Regions from separate parts of the Homo sapiens genome. Here region 1 is linked to region 2. A link is an interaction called in ENCODE POLR2A ChIA-PET data of the cell type or tissue named here. Cell type or tissue: A673. All regions are shown on one strand. Each heading gives the region's core, and the rest is flanking DNA. Links, peaks and the distances in the headings are about the cores only. Region 1 overlaps TMTC2 (transmembrane O-mannosyltransferase targeting cadherins 2). Region 2 overlaps LOC105369875 (a long non-coding RNA gene).

Evidence for each region. Peaks named below come from ENCODE experiments on the same cell type or tissue, not always from the same donor. Only the 100,000 strongest peaks of a DNase experiment are listed, where the experiment ranks them.
Region 1: POLR2A ChIA-PET joins it to region 2 with 7 read pairs; 2 of 35 experiments call an interaction of 5 or more read pairs at or near these places.

What each region holds. Positions count from the first base shown.
Region 1 is chr12:82,745,403-82,748,335 of GRCh38, reverse strand. All of the region lies in intron 1 of TMTC2 (transmembrane O-mannosyltransferase targeting cadherins 2), which reads right to left. Among named protein-coding and RNA genes, the nearest start is that of TMTC2, 60 kb to the right of the region's middle. In A673, for the core only: no CTCF peak of the experiment used is centred there; a DNase peak (open chromatin) is centred at 1,455.
Region 2 is chr12:84,497,457-84,500,337 of GRCh38, reverse strand. It overlaps LOC105369875 (a long non-coding RNA gene), which reads left to right. Exons shown (of 3, transcript XR_945151.2): 2 at 1,845-1,890. Among named protein-coding and RNA genes, the nearest start is that of SLC6A15, 410 kb to the left of the region's middle. In A673, for the core only: a CTCF peak has its summit at 2,303 (motif pointing right); no DNase peak of the experiment used is centred there.

The DNA.
Region 1 (2,933 bases), core at 123-2,622, 1.8 Mb after region 2:
TGACTTCTAAACTTTTTTTTTTTCTTTGAGACAGTCACACTCTGTCGCCCACGCTGGAGTGCAGTGGTGTGATCTCGGCTCACTGCAACCTCCACCTCCTGGGTACAAGCAATTCTCCTGCTTCAGCCTCCTGAGTAGCTGGGACTACAGGTGCGTGCCACCACACCTGGCTAATTTTTTTGTGTTTTTAGGAAAGACAGGGTTTCACCCTGTTAGCCAGGATGGTCTCAATCTCCTGACCGCGTGATCCACCCGCCTCAGCCTCCCAAAGTGCTGGGATCACAGGCGTGAGCCACCGCGTCTGGCCTAAACTTTTTTTAAAAACTACGGTTAATTAGATTGAATTTAGAAAACAAATAAGAAAGTCCAACTTAATACTTAACACCAGTATTTTCTTTTGGTTATATTACCTAGCCCAATTTTCTTATATACTAGCCCAACTGGTGTTTATTATATTATTCAGGATGATCACCAAATCTGATTCTTCATATTAGAACTATCTACAAGCTACTGGAAACAATATCATATTAATCCTCCCAATCAAATAGTTGCTAAAAAGAAAGTGCTAAACGTATTTAAGTAAAAAAGCTACTCCCATGATATGCCAAATAATAGCAACATCATTAGAAGAATTCAGCAGTGGGTCGATATTGTTAGAAGGAACAATACTCCATTGAAGGTATGAATGCTTCTATATTGCCTAACGAGTAAGTCAAAGCAATGCACTCAATTCCATGCTCTAAAATCTTTAGACAAAAAATAATAATGCTTTCCTGAAATTACCTTTTTCTTCCATTTCTTTCCTTCATTACACTTGGCATTATGACAGAGAAATTACCATTATTTAGCTTTTTTACACTTTGGTTCCAATTTAAAGCTGGAAGTCATTATGCACCATAGTAAGATACAGTTAAAAAAATGCTGAACCTTGAATCAGGAGACAAGCTTCTATCCCAGCTCTGCCACTAGCCAGATCTAAAATCTTGGATAAAACCTTAACTTCTCTGAACTTCTATTTTCTCATGTATAAAATGAAGATATTTGTAGTAAATTTAAAATCCTGTTAATATTATCTAAACCTTTTCTTTTTGGTCCTGAAAACTGAAATTAATTAGCACCTCTCATATATCCTGGTATAAAGGAAATGATCACTCTGTGTGTGTTTATTAGTTTGCCATTGTTGTATAACAAGTCACCACAATGGTAGAGGCTTAGGACAAAACAAACTCACTGGCTCACAGTTCTGTAGGTCAGAAACTCAGCAATAACTCAGGTGGGTTCTCTTGCTTAGAGCCCCATCAAGCCAAAATCAAGGTAATGGCCAGACTGGGCTCTTATCTGGAAGCTTTAAGGAAGAATCTACTTCCATGATCATTCAAGTTGTTGGACAAATTCCATTTCCTTGCTATTCCAAGACTGATGTCCTTATTTCCTTACTGGCTGCCATCCAGGAGCCACTGTCAGCTTCTAGAGGCTGTGCACATTCCTTTTCATTTGGCCCTCCTCTGTCTTCAAACTGGCAATAGCAGAGTGAGTAGAGTCCTTCTCAGGCTTTGCATATCGCTGGCTTCCTGTTCTGCCGTTGCTAGAGAAAACTCTCTGAATGGTTTGCTTATCCATCTGGGTCATGCCCATTTGGACAATCACCATATCTTAAGGCCAACTGATTTGGGACTTTAATTACATCTACGAAGTCCCTTTGCAATAGGGCCTGGATTCAGGTTTGAATAGCCAGGGGACAGGACCCTAGCTTCTCTTCTTTAGAATTCTGCCTACAATGTGTTTTGGAGGCAGATGGGGGGCAGAGAAAGGAAGGTTCATGTGGGTGTATGTCCCTCACAAAGCTCAAAGCCATAGTCTTCTTTGTACCCCATTATACACACGAGTGCTGAAATATGATGCATCCCATAAATATGTGTTCAATTAAATGAAATACTTCCCAGTAGACAAAAACATGCACAGTGCCAAATACTACTATTAATTGAGCCCTGGCACTCAAGATAAAAATGAAATATATACCTAACTCAAAGGACATGCTTTATTAGACCTATGGACAAGATGTTGATGTTAGTTGTCTCAATACAAAAATGCCAGAGGCAAATCAAAAGCTGAATAAGTGAGCAAATGGGCAAAAATATTTCTTGAATATACATGCAGTTCTTAGTATTCTAGTGTCCAGTAACAGCTATGAAAGCTCTTTGTATCACTGAATAATTCTAAGACAAATGAAGGCCTCTATATAAAAATTCTTAAATGTATTCCATAATGCTTTCACTCTCACAATAAGGCAAACAATGCTCTCTCCAGCCAGGACCAATAGGCCTGACAATTTAGGATCAGCACCTTCAAGAGTGCTGATAAGCAAACAAACTGCCCACGTAAAAAGCAGGATAAAAGAACAAATCGTTCTGCCACAGTTCCTAATTCTGAAGTCTCAATCATTTTGCAGTACTTCTTGAATTTAAGAAAAAGGGGAGGGGTGTTAGAAACGTGCATTATATTCCTCGATGCTCTGAATTAAGTCACCACATTAATACCAATTCAAATAATTTATTCTTTAGCAGCTATTTGCCTGCTCTGTATCTCATAAAAGCACAATGGTATTTTTTTGAAAGCATAAATAATCCTGTTCTATTGCAGGCTGATGTGACACCTGCATAAAGACAATTAATTCTCATCTTCCACTATTATCTATTTGTCCATTACCAAAGGGTAAGTGGTGTTTTCTCTAGGCTCTTGTCTGCTAATGTACAATGTTTACTGGTAATGAACATTTTAAGCTACTGAACAGGAGCTTCGAAAGAACATGAAATTAGTTAAACATACATCACAACACTGTGGCATTTACAACAGGCTCCCATGGATAACAAAACTTCACTTAGGACACTCTAGTTCTGTTCAGTCAACACATTTCAAATACCACTAAAGAGATC
Region 2 (2,881 bases), core at 1-2,500:
CAGGACACCTAATCTAATCACATCAGCAGGCCTGAAGTTTAAGATCCTACAATCTATAACAAGTTTAGATGAGTTCTTCATGATTCAATGATTTATGAATTTAAGAGGAAACATTCTCCCAACATGCAATGGTAGGAAAGGGTAAGTATATTCTCAATAACAACTCAAATTTAGTACATTTGAGATATGTATTAGTCGCTTATCCATTATTCATAAACTTTGTGAAATCCTGTTGGACAAACGATGCTATGTCTTGGTATCTGTGAGGTATAAAATGCATTTTACATGCTGATTCTGCTTCCTGGGTCTAATTCACCATTCCATTATTCTCCGAGGTTCTTTGATCTGCCCTCAGGAACGTATTTCTCTTTTCATAGTTTTCTTTGGCCATTCCTAGAGAATTGTAAAATATGCCTTTTGGTGGATGAACCACTTTTTTCTATTCTTCTTCGTGCCTATAGAAAGTTGAAGACCAAGATAACTTTTCTCATCTTGAACCATCTCAGTCAAAGCATGATTTACATTTCGTTTTTTAAAAGAAACGTAAATCTTGTAAACATTTTTTACATTTCTTTTAAAATTTTCGTGGGCTTTCTACGTATTTGATTTCAGTCAACTTTATTTACCACAATCTATACTCATATTTTTAGATACATTTCTTTCCTTCTAGATATAAGTACAAGTAATGTAGGCACCATGACCTTCAGCAAAACCATGTACTTATTCCTTTTGTAAGTCACTTGGCCCAAATGAAAAGATTAACTAGATGTCATCTTAATTATTTCACAAATGTTATTAAAATGATTCCTTTGACATTGATTATTTCTGTGTTTTAAGGCTGTATCTTAGTTTGAGAATATTTTATGACTGAAGAGATAGGAAATAAGAGACTTTTATTTTCCCATCCATAATGTTCTGGGTTCTCTCCATTACCTCTAATTCTGCTTGCAATCTGTTCAAATCTTTTTGAGCTTATCAATTTATTGTGGGTAGTTATGTTATGTAGCAGGAAGTTCAAACTTTCAACATTTTGCCTAGAAATCATTTCACCATAAGTTCATTTGGTATTTTCTATTATTAATTGACTAAAAATGAAAGAACACACACACATGCACACATACACACACACACTTTATGTGTGGATTTATATCAGATCTTTCTTGCAACAAAAACATCATGATACTATTATGCAGCATTTTCCAGAATTGTGTCATCAGTAAACAATTTTTTTAGTCTGTATGATATTTTTATTATTGCTCTAGAAATATCCACTGGTTTTATGATATAAATCAGGATATACATTAAAGATTTTAAGCCACACTCTATTCAGACATATACAGGGAAATATGAAATGCTTGAATGAAGTTTATGAATGCCGTCTTTTACATTTGTATAGGTTCTTTGTATTCAGCATGACAAAAAGCTAATTGTAATCTAAGAATAATTATATGGAACCTATGGGAATATAAATGTCATACACATATTTTTACAGTTATTCTTTGAAACAAATGGGTTTCAAAGTTTGAATAGTGTAGAGCACAGAGCACTTGTAAATAACTAAACATCACTGGGTATATCCCAATAGAAGAATTTGCCTTTTATAAACATTGGAAAAAGTAAACCTTCAAAACATAGACGCTTTTTGTAAATTATGTGGTTCCATGTGCAGTTTGGCTAAATTAAAATTTAAAGATTGAGTATAAAAGTATGTAATACTATAAAATTAGTTTACTATAGTACTTTCTTAAAACACATGCTAACATAGTAACTAAAAGTTCACAAAATTGCTGAAACATTACAGATCCTTGCCACATCATTGATACTGTTTTACACATTTTTTTTAGTTTACCCCACCTGTGTTTAACAAAGAGGCCACCATCTCACCTTGAGGTAGGTATTCTATTTGTATCTAGAATTTGCTCCATATTTGAAACATTAAGGTATTACTTATTAGTCACTACTTAAGTTACCAGATAGGGGTCCAAATATTGACTAAATTAGTCTTTTTTCCATTCTATACAGCATAATAAAATGTATGAAAGAGACATATTGTTGCGTGTAGCCTTCTTAGAGTAATGCAATCTCTGTGACTGGGAAACCCGGTATTGAATCCTGATTGCATGTTGTACTAAATGTTCTGAGTCAGAGACTATCTTTCTAAGCCTCTGTGTCTTCTGCCTTCACTAATGAATGTTTGATTATCATTAGTACATTGTTTAAAAAATAATTTTAAATTATTTCTCCTATATACAGCTTAGTGATTCTGAGATTCTGCAAATTTCATTTCTCCATTATCAGCTAATTCCTGTTGGACTCTGCCAACAGGGGGCTCTAGTGGGCAATTAGAAGACAGGAGAAAATACATGTCCATTTCCTTGCTGTTTCTGGCAGGAAGCTTCAGCAACAGCCTTTCCATTGACAAAGGCAGTTGCTTCCAGTTTTCAAATTTTGTATATTATATTTATTTTTACACGACTCCCAGAACTAGGCTTACTATGCTGTTCTTTCAAATTTCTGAGATACCAACACTACCAACCAGGTGTTACCTCTCCTCAGAGGTCTGAATTTTAGCTCTCTGGTACCCCTGTTCCAGGCTTATATTTTGACAACTTCAACTGCCCATCCTGAGGGAAGAATAGTGATCAGTGGTAGTTTACAGTGTTTGCTATCTCATATTTTCTGTTTCTTTTTTACTCTTTTGATTCTCCAAAACATTTATAACTGCTTATTTATATCAAACTATTTTAGTCTTAAAACCTAGTGAAGTTCTGCTTCCTAATAAGACCATAGGTGATACTTCCTAAGGTTTTGTGAGAACAAAATTCATTTACCTTTGTGAGGTAAATAAGTGATGCTATGATCACCTGTGGCCCTGTGGGCC